Regions from separate parts of the Mus musculus genome. Here region 1 is linked to region 2. Evidence: chromatin loops called from intact Hi-C (ENCODE). Cell type or tissue: gastrocnemius. All regions are shown on one strand.

The links. A loop is a pair of places that touch in the nucleus more often than their neighbours do. Peaks named below come from ENCODE experiments on the same cell type or tissue, not always from the same donor. Only the 100,000 strongest peaks of a DNase experiment are listed, where the experiment ranks them.
Region 1: a loop joins it to region 2, with 8 times the contacts of the local background. A loop is called at or near these places in 18 of 42 quality-filtered maps.

The regions. Positions count from the first base shown.
Region 1 is chr17:26,617,162-26,625,161 of GRCm38, forward strand. Ergic1 (endoplasmic reticulum-golgi intermediate compartment (ERGIC) 1) reads left to right here. Exons shown (of 10, transcript NM_026170.3): 4 at 7,429-7,523. Among named protein-coding and RNA genes, the nearest start is that of Gm41553, 21 kb to the right of the region's middle. In gastrocnemius, no CTCF peak of the experiment used is centred here; DNase peaks (open chromatin) are centred at 2,617, 3,331 and 4,159; H3K4me3 peaks cover 1,268 bases; H3K27ac peaks cover 7,350 bases.
Region 2 is chr17:26,505,177-26,513,176 of GRCm38, forward strand. Dusp1 (dual specificity phosphatase 1) reads right to left here and starts at 3,296. Exons shown (of 4, transcript NM_013642.3): 1 at 2,781-3,296; 2 at 2,398-2,543; 3 at 1,809-2,028; 4 at 415-1,474. The coding sequence starts at 3,147. The coding sequence ends at 1,104. In gastrocnemius, CTCF peaks have their summits at 2,922 and 4,064; DNase peaks (open chromatin) are centred at 1,260, 2,460, 3,010, 3,504 and 2 more places; H3K4me3 peaks cover 4,426 bases; H3K27ac peaks cover 7,470 bases.

The DNA.
Region 1 (8,000 bases), 110 kb after region 2:
CCATTGGGCCCCTTTCTCTATGGAGGCAGCCCTGCCTGGAAAGCATATAGGTTTTCTCTATGGAGGCAGCCCTGCCTGGGAAGCATATAGGTTTTCTCTATGGAGGCAGCCCTGCCTGGGAAGCATATAGGTTAGGGGGAAACTGAAGAGGGGTTCATTCTCTTTCGGGAGGCCACTGGTCCTGTCTGATGACTTTGCTCCCACAGAGGGCCAGGGGATCCCCTCTTGCCATGAAGATGTTCATAACTCAAGGAAACGAGGTCATGGCGCAGCCCTGGCCTGTGGCTGCCAGTGACGTGAGGTGCTCCTTCTGGCCCCATAGAGTTAGAGGGAGGTGGGTTTGTTTGTGTGCTTGACTTCCAACCCAAGCTTTGGCCAGGCTGGTGACAATGGGGAAAGAAGGTGTCCCATGGGATTCAGTTTTAACATAATATCTCTTTTGGTGCTTTCTAGGTATTGTAATGCTAGTCTCATATGCCCAGGTTAGCATCTTCCAATGATTGCCTCAACATTTTATAAAACCCCTTGAAGTTTGTGGAGGAAACTGGGGCACCAAGAAGCTAAAAACCTGTAAGGTTCATAAAAGGGGCAAGGGAGAGCAGAGTCTAAGCCCAGGACCTGTGCACACCTACAGCGTGGGCACCCTACCCCGTCATCCCTCCCGTGTCTCTGCGGGGCATGTTTTAAAGCCTCAAGTCATGAAAGCCACAGCTTTTGGGTAAAAGTTATTGATGGTTAGGGACAGAAGCTTCAGCAGGCAGAGCTTGTTCTTATACAAGCTTGATGGCCTGAGTTGGGTCCCTGGGACCTACTCCACTCCACAAACTTGTCCCCTGACCTCCATGTGCGTACTCACACACGTCACACATACGCTCATTAGTGATAGTACATTAAAATTAAACTTCAAACCTATGGACTGGGAGACTCAAGATTCCCCTGTAGAATTAGGTGGCAAACTAGAAGAGGCCACTTCAGGAAGCAGGAGCTTGGAGGTTACCTTGAGTTGGTTCCTAAAACATCCCTGTACTGAGCCAAAATTGGGGAAACTAGGAGTTTATCCAAGAGAAGAGTGGGGGGCGCCATCCCGCCCAGCACCCCTGAACTGAGTCTCAGTTGTAGCTGGTTGGGATTAGACTGTCACCAAGAACATCCTCACCCTTAGCGATGGGAGGTTTAAAGGCTCCTGGGCACAGAGCGACAGATCATCCCTGAAAGGTGGGTCTGGGGAGGGGTGAGTGTGAGCCACAGACCCTGGTAAGGAGTCCGATGATTGCCAGGAGGAAGAGGGGTGGCTGGGCAGCTGGTTGTGGAGGGCATCCACCCAGTAGGCAGCAGCTGTGTTTTCCCTGTGTTTTAGAAGTCAGGGTTTAAAAGCCAAGGTTCCTGAGGCTTACTGGTCAACCCACCCGCCGCCTCATACACCTCCCCTCCCACTCCCACCCACCAGTCACTGCGGCCTCCATGCTGAATGGAAGTTTCCATTTGACCAGATTGTTAAGCATGGAGGCCAGCAACCTTGGGCAGGAATCTGAACTATTTAAGTGCTCTTCAAAAAACAAATAAAATTGTTTTCCATAGATGTCATCAGGCTCACGCCTCAGCCTAGAATCTCAAGGCCTTCGGCTACATTCCACCTACATCCCCCCTACCAGTACCTCCCATCCTCTCTCCCTACAAGGCCAGTTCTCACCTACCTCCTCCCCATGCTCTGGCTGGTGCCCCCCACCTGGAATGTAGCCCCATTCCTCCACCAGCACACACTCTTCCACTTCCTGGAACTTCTGAGAACCTAGCACCCACACTCTCCTGTGCACCCCACAAGTTTGTGTCCATTTCACAGAAGGTGCTCAGGAGTTTTCATTCTGGTTGGGGGTTGTGACACTGTGGCTTCCTCTGGTGTGACAGAGGAGGGGTTAGAGGGAGGTTTGCAGAACAGAAAGTCATTGGACCTAGGGAACCTCTATATCCCATAGGCCCTGTACTGGCTAGTTTTGTGTCAACTTGACACAGCTGGAGTTATCACAGAGAAAGGAGCTTCAGTTGAGGAAATGCCTCCATGAGATCCAACTGTAAGGCATTTTCTCAATTAATGATCAAGGGGGAAAGGCCCCTTGTGGGTGGTGCCATCCCTGGGCTGGTAGTCTTGGTTCTATAAGAAAGCAAGCTGAGCAAGCCAGGGGAAGCAAGCCACTAAAGAACATCCCTCCATGGCCTCTGCATCAGCTCCTGCTTCCTGACCTGCTTGAGTTCCAATCCTGACTTCCATGGTGATCAACAGCAGCATGGAAGTGTAAGCTGAATAAACCCTTTCCTCCACATCTTGCTTCTTGGTCATGATGTTTGTGCAGGAATAGAAACCCTGACTAAGACAGGCCCTGAGGCCCTGGGGTGGTACATCTGAAGATGATAAGAAAAGACAGTGACACTTGCATCACAAGTCTCCCTAGGGGATGCCCTGCTTTCCAGGGATCTCTGTCCTCTCCAGACAGTGTTAGCACAGTAGGAAAGGCAAAACACGAGTGCCCGGTAGGTAGCATCCTCCTCTTACTCTCCTAGGCTGTGTGATCTCAGCCAGTTATTTGTTCTGCTCGCTGAAGACACAGTGATCCTGCCCAGCACTGCTTGGCCACGTTACAGGAGCTGCCACATGCAAAAGCCCGGCATCTTCCAGCTTTTAGTGGGGCAGAATACACGTGCAGGCAGAGCTGCACTAGGCCTCTTACATGCATAATGCCCTTGACCTTCACACTGGTTTGCCATGGATTAGGGGCCCTAATATTTTATCTCATTAAATGTTGGTGTTGATAATAAAGATCATGGCTAGAGGCTGAGCATTCAACCTGTAATGAGACTGTGCTCAAGACTCTGGTTCTCATTGGCCACCTCAGCAGCCTCATTCTTGATGTATACAGAGTCATTGGGGGTTGCTGGGACATAGAGAGCATGACATTCTCATGCCACCAGCGCACCTCCTTTACCTGTTTCAGATCCCCCAGATAACTTATGCTACCCTGTGTACGTACCGTGTGCATAGTTATGGCACCATATTGTGTAAGGAGCAAGGAAAGAAGTCTGTGTATGCCCAGTACAGACTCAGTGTCTGCTTCTGAGGGGTTTTGTTGGTTTTGTTTTGTTTTTTGAGCTTCAGCTGGTTGAACCCAAGGGTAGAAACTCTATAGCAGTGGCATATCAACTGTTCTGGGAGAGAGCCCCTTTTTATTTCTGGGGAAACCGAGGCCATTGAGAACAAAACCCATTGTCCAAGCTCAGTCTACCAGGAGGCGCTGCAGCCAGGAGGCGCTGCAAACCTTGGCATCTTGGGCTCCCCTTAGCATTGTGTTCTCTCTGCCAAGCAGAGCCTGTGGTCAGCCCTGGAGAGAAAAAGAGACACGTGCTTACACCACACACACACACACACACACACACACACACACACACACACACACATGCCCTCACACCACACACACATACATACAAACACCACATATACCATACACACACACACCACGTACACATACACATGCCACGCACACACATGCGTGTACACATGCACACACAGCCTGGCCTGCTGCTTTGGCCTTTCAGTAGCCCCGAGAGGTGTTAATTCTTGCTCGTCTCCTTTTTCCCTACTGTTCCTTCACTGGTTCCCTCGGTGAGGTGTGTATGACTTACAGCAGGTGCACAAGCCCAGAACTCAGTGATCAGTGAGTCTCCCCTTCACAGTATCATCTCAGCTGAGCCAGGATGCACGAGCCATGACTTCTGCTTTCTAGAAGGTTCTTTTGCAGCTCCTCCTCCTGCCATTCTTTAGACTTCTATTGTCCTGGGTTAATTTGCTTCTTATAAACTCCACCCAGGACTTCTCCATTTACCCTGATGAGGAAGCTGGGGCTCAGAGGTGAAGCACCTGTCCCAGGTACCTCATCTTCTAAGTGGCAAAAGGCCCACACGCCTTCTTACCGTATCCTGAGCTGGCTATGGGGTGTCAGGCCAGTAAGAGTCCCTAAGCTGTAGTATACCCACAAAAATGTTCCTTTTCTTCAAAGCGAGCTGAATGTTGGCAGACTGTCAGCCTTTTAAAATCGGCTCAGCCCCAGCCAGTGGACCCGGTCAGCCTTGGCAGCCCTGCACGGACGGCTGAGGCTGCACCTGGGGTGGCAGGAAACTAGCTGGCCTGGAACATTTCCCTTGGACACAGAAGGCAGCCGTGCTGACCTCATCTGTAGGCGGTGCAGACAACTGAACCATATACATCTTACAGGCAGGGGAACAGCCAGTTCTGCCCTTACATAACCACTGGCCCAGGTTGCCACAGGCCATGCATTTATCCTCCCCTCGGGCACCTCAGCCTCTTCGTGCTGTGTGGCCCTTCAGCCCTGGCAGCTGACCACTCCGGTTCTTCTGGCTAGGAGACAGGGAGCCATGCCTGGGAGAAGCCTCCCCAGGGGCGGTGAGCTCACCTGAGCCACACCTGGGATTTGCCTCACTGCTGAGGTCATCTCCCGGGATTGCCAAGAATGACCTCATCCCATAATCCCCAAGCAGTGCGCAGATGTCTAGGTTTACCAGGTGGGAAAGGTAAGCACTCATGGAAGAGTCTCCCTGGGAAGGGGAGCCCTCTCCCTTGGCTGCTGCTCAGTTGATCACACAGCAATTTCCTTACTAGACTGGCAGTCCTTTGGAATTAAGGCTGTGGTAGACATAGGTGCTGAAAATCAGGAGGGCAGAAACAGGCCCATGGCCTGTTTGTCTTTTGCCCACTGGTACTGTCCAATACCTACCAGTACCCTGAGCAGTATCCTTCACCCTGCATAATGAGGAGAAGAAGAGGAAGCTGGGTAGCCCTGGAAAACTTGAGCGTGAGGTTCTAGCTCAGCTGTTTTGTGCTGTGCACTCTTGGGATAGAACACCCCTCCTCTGAACCTTGGTTTCCTGGGTGTAGAATAGGAACGAGGACTTTGCACAGGAGCAGATAGGGTGACACAGATGCGTTTATTTGGCTTTCTTGATTGGCATCCCTCTCACCTTTTGCTTAATGGGCCGAGTATTCAGCAGCCTGAAGAGCAAAATGTGTCTGTGGCTTTCATGTCCCCACGTATATATCTGTGGTTCCCACAAAGTAACAAACTGTTCCTGAGCCACAGTTCTCAGTAATTAAGCACTATATATCACATATATAGTATATAATATACACTAATAATAGATCACATGGGATGGGGCCTCGTCGAGACAGAATTCACTTGTTGGGCCTGATCTGTTCTTTCCCAACAGGAGCCATTCCCAGGGCTCCCTGTGTGTAGGACCCAAGGGACCTAACTGATCTGGGTTATATCATTTGTTTTATAGCTTTTTAAAGGAGAACGTTTATCTTTTGTTTGTTTGTTTGTGGGAAAATATTTTTTCTTTTTTTATTAGATATTTTCTTTATATACATACGTTTATCATTTTAAAGTGTGTGTGTGTGTATGTGTGTGTGTGTGTGTGTGTGTGTGTGTGTGTGTGTGTTCTCATTTGTAGAGGCAGAAGAGGGCATTGGTTCTAGAGCTGGGGTTGCAGACGTTGTGAGCTGCCTAATTTGGGTTCTCCCTAAATTTGAGTCCCTAAAAGAGCACTAAGTGCTCTTAACCATTGAGCCATCTCTTCAATCTCATGTTGTTTCATTTTTAATTGGCAAAATGGGGCACAAGGTAATATTTTGATAAACTGTCAGATTACCAGCTCATCTAGTTAGTATGTCTATTACCTTAAACAAAACATTTTTGCTGTCTGAGAGACATTTAAAATCTCTTCTTGCTAATTTGAAGTACACACTGTGTTGTTATTGCAGTCACCATGCCTGTGCAGTAGAACAGCAGGACTTCTGTTATCTGTATCTTCCTCTCTATTGGCCAGCATCCCTGGTCCCCATCCACGAGTGTTCAACATAGCCCAGCCCCCGTATCCAACACTGCTCAGTTGAGCAGCCTTTGAGGCTAGGCCTAGAGATGGGTGTCCTCCTCCCCGTGGGGAATTATCTAGGCAGCTAGCCTCTAAATTCAGCCCCTCTCCCTCCTTTCTGCCTCTGCTTTATCTTCGAGGGCCCCTGGCTTAGTGAGGAAGGGAAGACCTGGAAGCATCCACTTCCATGCCTCTTGTGGCCCATCCCTGTGTATGCCATCAGCATGCCATGCCTGTTCCCAGCAGCCATGGGTTCTGAACCACTATGGACACCTACAATCTGGTGTCTTTGATACACAGTGGCTCCTCCAGGTCTCAAGCCTGCTGAGACACAAGCTTTCTATGTTCAGTGTCACGTACACCACCTGTACCCCAGCACCAGAACATGGCTGAAATAGGTCACACTTCTTTGGCTCTTATACTGCATCTGCTGTGACCCTTGCAGACCATGAGACTATACCCTCCCTACTTCAGGCCTTGGCACATGCTCTGGGGACCTCCCTCCCCTTGCTGAGACCATGCCTTTTTTAGCATCTTAGACTCGAAGGCCTCTTTATGGCATTTACCTAGGAGGTGAGTGAGGTCTGGTTCTGCTTGTGACCTTGATCAAAACAGAGACTAGATCCGGCTTGATGCCATTTCTTGAACCTGACAGGACTGAGATGCCACCAAACTGTTGAGTGGATATGTGTTGCTACTGTCCCTGGCTGTGAAGTGGTGTGGCTGTCTGTGGCCACCTGCCCTGTAACACTAGTGATAGAATAATGATCTCGTTGCTTGCTCCTGCAGCCTAAGGTTGTGCTACCCACATGCCACATGGAACATGACAGATGTGGTCACATGAAGGATGGGAATGGCTATGTTAGCCCGACGGGCCACATAGAACCACGGGGTCCTGTGTGAGGGTGCAGGAGGGAGAGGAGGGAAGGTACGGGGCACACACGTGGTAAGCTTTAGTTAAGCCTTTGGCTTTGTGACACTTGATTACAGCAGCCCTAGGAATCCAGTACAGGCGTCTGGTCCTGTGGGAGACCTGGACGTCACCCCTGTGACTTTATAAGGAGGAGCTCCATAAAGCACAGGCAGTGGAGGCTCTGTGCCTGTTGGTGCTGGGCCATGAGCTGTACAGGACTCTGCGTCTCATCTTACTTTTCAGCAGTGTCACTCCATTCAGCTGATGGGTTTATAGAGGTGACCGTAGGAAGTACTGGAACCAGGATTTGAACTTGAGTCTGGACAGATGTTCTTACCAGACCCATCCTTCTTCCTGAGTAACTGCTCTCCCTCCTGGTGAAGCTGTATTGGAGAGTGGCTTTAAATCTGGAACCCTAACTCCTGGGACCTGGACATGTGCACACTGTTGTACCCACATGGATATCTGGATCACTGAGTGCTGGCCACCAAGCAAGGTGGCCCCTGGCTATCTATCCCCTATGGGCAGAGTCGGTGTCTCCTTCTCAGTCTAGATTTCTGTACTTGTCTGTCCCTCAGGGTGAATGAGCTCTACGTCGATGACCCAGACAAGGACAGCGGAGGCAAAATTGACGTCAGTCTCAACATCAGTTTACCCAATTTGCACTGTGAATGTGAGTATTCCAATAGACCTCTGTTTCAGCTAGCCAGCCTGTGGGTGATCTGTGTGCAGATATGCTGAGCCATCTGGGGTGAGCATACGCATGTGTGTGTGTGTGTGTATGTGTGTGCGTGTGTAAATATACATATACATACACATATACACACATGCATACACTATACACACATACATACCTGCAAACCACACAGAGCCTATGGCAGCCCCCACCTGTTTTCTGGAATCATAGATGCCTCCTGTACTCTGTAGAGCAACCACATTTGTGCAGGTGGCGCAGGGTGGTGGAGTCTCTCTGGTTCATCCAGCCTAAGACCCTTGAGCAAGCGGCTTACGGAGAGGAAGAAGCTTTGAGGGAGGGAGAGATGGGACTTGATCAGGCAAGAGGATGAGCCCAGATGTATGTGCGGCTGAGGTCTGGTCTGAGGCTGGCCTCCCTGCAGGAGACTCAGGAACGTGGCGACACCATAAAGCC
Region 2 (8,000 bases):
GAGAACGCATTAATCCAGGGATTCTGCACATAGTTCAGGAAGGGGAGATCTTGCCCATGACTCCTAAGGAAGAGATTAATAAAAGAAGGTAATTCAGGTAAATGCTTCTGCAGACACTCAGGTTCCCTGGGTGGCATGGCATTGCCTGTGCATGTTAAAGGACCCTCTGCTAAGATCTAGTGCTTCACATAGCTCCTAGTGCTTCACACAGTTCTCCTAGTGCTTCACACAGTTCTCCTAGTGCTTCACACAGTTCTCCTAGTGCTTCACACAGTTCTTCTGCATTCCTCCCTCGGAACCCATGGGTCAACCAAAAGGAGCAGACTCCAGCCCCACCCACGTTGGCAACAGTGGTCCACTGCTTCCCTGTGCCACTTGCTCAAGAGTGGGGTCACCAAAGAAAGCACGGAGAGCTCAATAGAAACGTCATAATTTATTCTGTTGTATAAAAAAAGTCATCCCAGTAACAAAATGTCTTCTCAGAAGAAGAAATATATTACTTCAGATCATAAATAAACAAACATACAACTGTCGATAACTGAAAGCTACAAACCTACACTGGCTTTGTCTGTCAGTGCCGAAAGCAAACCTGCTCTGGGTCTATTTACAAGATAGTACAGTACGCAAACACAAAATTGAGGTATTTGGTTCTTCTATGAGTAGACAATGACATTTGTGAAGGCAGACCACCGACCTACACAAAAATAAATAAAGGTAAAAACTCTCATACGCGCATGTCATCGGGAATGGTTAATACTGGTGGGTGTGTCAAGCATGAAGTTTCTAGAAAAAAAAAAACAGGCAAGCGAAGAAACTGCCTCAAACAGAGTCCTTTCTCTTCTGCCCTGTTTTGTCAGAGGGACTTGATGTACCCACAATATATTGGTCCCGAATGTGCCGAGTTCAGCAAATGTCTTGCGGTCAAGTCATTGTTGTGACTGCTTAGGAACTCAGTGGAACTCAGGAGGAGTTGGGGGGTGAGGGGGGTGTTAAATAAATAAGGACCAGCTCCCATGAGCCTCTCCCAGAGTTATTGCATTGCTCCTCCCACAGGAGGAGTGGCGACCCGGTGGCAAGTGAAACTCCACACCTCCCCTTGCCCTTCAGCAGCTTGGAGAGGTGGTGATGGGGCTTTTAAGGTAGTTCAGGGCACTGTTCGTGGGGTGGACGGGGATGGAAACAGGGAAGTTGAAGACTGTGGTAGTAGAGGTGCCCCGGTCAAGGACAGCCATGGCAGGGCTCCCAGCTTCAGCAGAGCAGTGAGGGGCTAGCACTTGGGACTCAAACTGCAGCAGCTGGCCCATGAAGCTGAAGTTCGGGGAGATGATACTCCGCCTCTGCTTCACAAACTCAAAGGCCTCGTCCAGCTTTACCCGGTTAGTCCTCATGAGGTAAGCAAGGCAGATGGTGGCTGACCGGGAGATGCCGGCCTGGCAATGAACAAACACTCTCCCTCCAGCATCCTTGATGGAGTCTGGAAAATAAAGTTATGGGTTACTCAAAAACTCAGAACAGCTGAGCCCAGATCAAGGATGGCTAAGAAATGTCTTGTGTCCTGTCCAGAAATGGCCAGGGTCTGCCTCTTGCAGTCATGCAGACCCTATGTGTATACTATGCAAAGGATAGCAGGGGATTTAAACCCGGACTGGGTATCTACACTTATAATCCTGGACAAGACAGTCAGTTCAACTGAGTCTCAGTGAGGAGGAAGGCTTGGGTGAGGATCATTTAAGCTGCCACCCAAAAGACTGGGCTCAGTGGCTACAGTAGGGACAGAAGCAGAGGTTCCAGATAGTTATTCCATTTACCTATGAAGTCAATAGCCTCGTTGAACCAGGAGCTGATGTCTGCCTTGTGGTTGTCCTCCACAGGGATGCTCTTGTACTGGTAGTGACCCTCAAAGTGGTTAGGACAATTGGCTGAGACGTTGATCAAGGCGGTGATGCCCAAGGCGTCAAGCATATCCTTCCGAGAAGCGTGATAGGCACTGCCCAGGTACAGGAAGGACAGGATCTCCACTGGGCCCCCCTGAAGTCAAAAAAACAGTCCAGCATTCGTCAAGCTCGTCCAGCGTGAGCACCAGTACCCATGCCCACAAAAACTCCCCGCTGAAAACGGGAGTTTCTGAAACTGGTGACCTCAGCACTGCTGTTGACATATTAAAATATTCGTAAAGAATCAAGCCCATTGGCCTGGACAGAGCCAACAAGCTCTTCCGTGCCAGCAACTGGGAGACTCAGCTCCATCCAATTGCTTCATGATGGACTAAAGATCCTCGTGTCCCCGCTAGTATAAATAAAGCTGCAGCCGCTTTCTATATCCTCCTGGCACAATCCTCCTAGACCTCTGCCAGCTCTGCCACCTCCCTGCCCTGCATGGACCCGGACTCCTACTAACCTGATCGTAGAGAGGGGTACTACAGGAGCTGCATCCGGATTCTGCACTGTCAGGCACACTAGTACTCAGGGGGAGGCTGAGCCCCGTGGGGGTGGACTGTTTGCTGCACAGCTCAGGGCAGGAAGCCGAAAACGCTTCATATCCTCCTGAGAATACAAAGGTACATATTTTCTCATTAGCACCACCGACACAGTACCTGGAGACAAGCCACTCACCCACCAGGGGCTGCGAGTTTACAAGGAAGGCTTAAGGAAGTCTTTGTTATGGGAGTGAAACAAAGCCACTGACAAGCCCCTGGAGACTGGACGCCGGCGCCCCCATACTCCAGGTGGGACGCCCCTTCCCTAGCTGATGGCATAAGTCCTGCCAGAGCTAGAGCGTACCTTGGAGAAAGAAGACTTGAGTGGAGCGCGCCTCTCGGCAGAGCGCGCCCGCGGCCAGGGCCAGGGTGCCGTCGCGCTTGGCGCCGTCCAGGGAGGCGCTGCGCTCGTCCAGCAGCACCACGGCGTGGTAGGCTCCGGCCAGCAGGCGGCCACGCAGTTCAGCGTTGGGCACGATATGCTCCAGGCCCATGGCGCCCTTGGCGCGGCGCCGCACGATGGTGCTGAAGCGCACGTTCACTGAGCCCGCGATGTGGCCGGCGTTGAAAGCGAAGAAGGAGCGACAATCCAACAACAGGCACTGCGCGGCGCCCTCTCGCAGCAGCGCGCGCAGCCCCCCGGCGTCCAGGATGCCCACCTCCATCACCATGGCCAGCCCCAGCGACCCCAGCGTGCCCGTTCTGCGGTTCTCCAGAAAAAGTCGGTCGATCTTGTGCGGTGTCCTGTGGCCCTAAGTCCCCAAGTGCTCGCTGCTCCTAATCTGGCTTCACCGCGCTTTCCTCCCGCCAGTCCTTCACTGCGCGCTCGTCCGACGGAGCGCGGTTTTATGTAGCCTCTCGGGGGCGGTCCCGGGCGCGGCACAGAAGCGGGGGGTGGGGTGGGGGTGGGGGAGAACGGTTTGTTTGTTTGAATGGCAGACACGTGACCGGGCGGTGACGTCACCCGCCCTACCGAGCTTGGCGCCGCCAAAGCCAAAAGCAAAGACGTCATCGGCCTAGGAGCCTCTCGGCTCTGAGCGCTGGCTCGCAGCCCGGCCCCCACCCTCCTGTCCTCTGGGCTCGCAGGCAGGACGGCGCGCTGCCAGCCCGGGTGGCCAGGACGCGCGGCCTGAGGACACCTGCCCTGCTCCCCTCCGCGGGTCTCCGCCGAACGAGCGGGGCCACTCCTGGTATCACGTTCTCAGCTGGCCCGGCTCTGGCTGCTGGAGTGGTGGGCGTGGCGAGCTGAGCGGGAAAGGGGAGTGGGTAGTGAGAGATGACTAATTCGGTCTATAGCCCTCTGGCTATACCGAGGACAAATGGCGAGAGTTGAGACGTCCTTCTTGAATGTCACTTTAAAAGTTTTACGCTGAACAAGGGAATGCTTCCAGTTAGTTCCCACCCCCCACCCCGGAGTGTTATCTTTACCGCGGTGGTCCCTAGAGGACTTACTTGGAGCAAAGGGAGGAGGGTTGCAAGATCTTTGGAGCCCAGGTTTAACATTGGGGTTGGGGGGGTGGGGTGGGGGAGACTTGGGTAGAGCTCCACAGCGCCGCCTAGGGACGGCCCAGAACATTGTCGTCGCGTGGCATCAAGAGGATGCTGCTAGCCGCTGCTCCTCTGTCCCCCAACACAACTTTCTTTTGTTTTGTTTTGTTTGTTTCAGAGAGGATCTTGCTGTGTAGCTCTGGCTAGTCTTGAACTCATAGAGATCCTCCTGTCCCTGACTTACTAAGGATTAAAGGCATCTGCCCTCGTGCCTTTCATCTCCACTGAACAGAAGCTGAGCACACCAAGGACTCAGGGCCAAGAGCCTTGAATCCGCCACTCTGTGGGACAAACTGTACTCATCACACCTGGGAAGACCGAAATGGTGTGTGTGTGTGTGTCCTTCCACAAAACTCCATGACTACAGGGTAGGCAGTGAGTCCGCCGCAACACCACGGAGTTGGATACACAAACATAAACATTGCACCACTCTGAAGGGGTGCCGAGTCAGGAACATTCTGCGGTTTCTTCCTCTTTGCAAGGGGAGGTGTCTTACTACCATGTGTCTTTGCCCAGCAACGTCCGCTTTGGCCTCTCTTAGCTCTTGCGCTCTGCCTAGATTCTTCTGTAAATTCAGAATACGTTATTTTTAAAGGGCGTTTTTACATTCCTTTGAGCATTGATCCTAAAAGAACAGCAAAGAAATCTTCAGATAACACCACCCTCCCTACATCTCAGAAGAGCGACAGAAAGAAAAAAATTATTTGTTTATTCTACTTATTCAGCTGAGGACCTCAACATATTTTTTGCATTGAATCATAAAATGTTACAGCTGCTGCCTTTTCAAACTGCATACCAACTTCAAATTTTCCTTTTATTTTTGTTTTTGCAAGGCCATTCATTATACCCTTCTCTACCCAAACTTTTCAAAAAGACCTTTTTATATGAGTACAGTGGCATGGTTGGGCACTGAAGTCAGAGGTCTGCTGGTCGCTGTGGAGTTCTGCCCTCTTCCCTTCCTAGAAGGAGCCTAAAGAGCTGGAACTGCTGCCAGTTGACTGTTGGGGAGCCAGCCATCCTCTTCCCGGATGAGCCTGCAAGGTAGTTTCAGTACAGCTGGTACCATGCGTGACTCGGTGGCATTCCCTTGTGAAGCAGAAGGGGCAGAACACCCAGACCTTTCCCCTCCCGTGAGTCACCCACTCTCAGTTTTTCCCTTCCCAACACAATGATGCTTGGATCACATGGGCCATGTGCTGTGTGTTTCAGAACCTTAGGGAATCACGCCAGGTGCGACTTGAGAGACACCTATAGGCATTGATTGCTTGGAGCCCCAGTTGAGAGAAAGCTCTCTCCAGGTGCCAGAGAGACTTACACTAAGATCCACTCGTTCAGAGAGTGTTAGCAAAGGTATAGCCGCCGCAGGTCACAATCCAGGTAGTGAGGATGCCTTGGTTTCTGGGGCAGAACCAGAGAGGCTGCTGCTGCATTGGAGGCTTAGCTGCTGAGGGCCGGGGACAGTGTGAGGCAGTAGATTTCAACTCTAGGAGAGGCCTCCCTGACCTGAGAGCCTCCCCATTCCAGGTGTGTTTAGAAGCAACAAGCAACGTTAGAGGCCACAGGGGGTGATAAGAATCAGCCAAAAGACTTAGCCTGCCTCTCCCCTTTAACTGTGTGGCCTCTCCTCATTCACTTTACCATGCCACAGCTCCCTGTGACTGGGCGAGAAGCAGCAGCTTCTATACGGGACCTGTGGGGACAGTCGGTGTGCAGGCTTGGCACCAGCCTATGAACCTGTCAGTTCCTCTCATTTGGATTTGTCTTGGTGTTGGGGTGGGGCTAGGGGAGGGGCTTCCCAATAATGGCTGAAAGTGCATCCTTCTCACTGTCTACTCCGTAACCTTGGGTAAAGGACTTATTTCTGAGCCTCGGCTTCTATATCTATAAACGGAGTATAATGCCCATCTAGAATGAAATAGAATGGCAGGAGAAAGTCCTGGTGGGATCCCTGCAGAAGAGCTGCTGCCAGAGGAGGAGTGATATCCCTCTACCATCTTCCCTCGTTCAGAGACCTTTCCCTGTCTCTCCAGGGTCAGTCAGCTTAATGCCATTGAGATAAACAGCTTAGGAGGGGAAATGGAGGCCGGCTGGTGTTGGCTCATGCTTTTAATGCCAACACTTGAGAGGCAGAGGCAGGCAGACCTCTGAGTTCAAGTCCAGCCTGGTCTACAGAGCGAGTTCAGGACAGCCGGGGCTACACAGAGAAACCCTGTCTCAAATAAACAAATAAAAAGGGGTGGGGGTGGAGGTGCCAGCCCAAGGTTACTGAGCATCACAATGGGCCTGTGGTGAGGAAGATTGTGGTAGGGAGTTCAAAGGAGAGCAAAGAGGAAGACAAAGGAGTCACAAGGACCTGTTCCCTTCAGTGGGCCCCCTCCTACAGTTTCTACCTCTGCCTTGTAGTCCTTCAAACTCTTGAGCCGCTCTCATATCCATTAATGAGATAAATGTCACTTTCCCAAAGTTCCTCTCTGTGCACTGCTATAGGGGACCAGGGCTTCCATACATAAGCCTTTGGGGGTACATTCTAAATCCAAGCTACAAGATGCTTCTTGTTCAGCAACCTTCTGTGACTCCCATCCACCCCCACCCCCAAATCCAGCAGCACACCAGTGTGGGTCCCCAGTCTTCTTAGCCTTCTGGCTGATTTCCACTTGCTTTGATTTTGCTCTTGGATTCCAAGAAAACCCCGTGAGCCTGTGTTCCGTGAATGTTCTAGGTCTCTCCCACCCCCACGTCTTTGCTCACACTGCCCTGCCTGGCCCTGCCTTCTGAGTTTCCGGAGACTCTTCTCCCCTGCAGATCCAGCAAAGGAGCTAAGCAAATGAAGAGTCTTGCTGGCTTTCCCTTTCCTTCCCAGGCTCTGGAAGACTGATGGTGAGGAAGCCACTTAACCCTGACTTATGCCACTAGTCTGCAGATTTGCTGGATGCTGGGCAGGGCCTGTGTTTTTCTCCTCTGCGGTAATAATGCCCAGCACATAGTAGGCCCACAGTCTGTGAGATAGCAAAGTGTCTATAAGAATGCTGGTGAGTTTCTTCAGTGCCAGGTGCTTTACAGGTGCCACCTCCTGACCTCAACAGTCCTGGAAGGGGGTGGTCACTAAGCTCAGAGAAGGGACATGCCCAGGGTCAGACAGCTGGGAGTTGTCAATGCAGACCTGGCACAGGGCCATATCAACTCATCTCCTGAGACCTCAGTTTCTGCAAGCTGGCTCCCAGATGGCCTGGACCTTTCCTCAGAGAGCAGAGATGCCTGCAGCAGCCCTGGATAGAGTTTGAACCCACTTAGGTCTTCTGACCCAGGCCCTCCTGTCCCTGATACCTTTAAGGCTCACCCTGATGGATTGGCAAGGATAATGTCACCCGCCCCATTCAGGCATGAGAACAGAGCCAGCCTCGATTGTGTAACTGTTGCACACAGTTCTCTGATCAGGCCTGGGAGGGCTGAGCAGCTGTGTCCTGTCATCCAGGCCCCTCCTTTGAGAGAAGTGAGGCTCAGAGAGGTTAAGCAACTTGTCCAAAGTCACACTGTGTTCAGAACATCCTAAGGAGTCAGTGTGGTACCAGCTGCATGTTCAAGCTAACAGTGCTTATCTTTAGGGGTCAGTGCTCCTTGCATCCTCTTCCTTAGAAATACAGACAGAATGGTGGTTTTTACTCCAGTGTGTAACATTTGAAAGCAAGGGGGAAAAAAGACAAAAGCCTTGGAAGGCAGTGGCATCATCATTACCACCAAGTTCAAGTTGTTGAGCCTGGGCCAGGAGCCCAGCTCACGGGCTTTGTGTTGGTTGGACAAATTGCATTACTTCCTTCACAGTTTGCACATCTAATAAGAACAGCATCTGTTCTGTAGGGTGATATAACAGCAGAGAGACAGAATAACACAGTCCAACCCAGGAATCAGAGCGAGCTCCACCTCTCTCTACAGAGTCTCGGTGGCACAAAGCCCAAAATATTTACTCCACTAAAGGGGA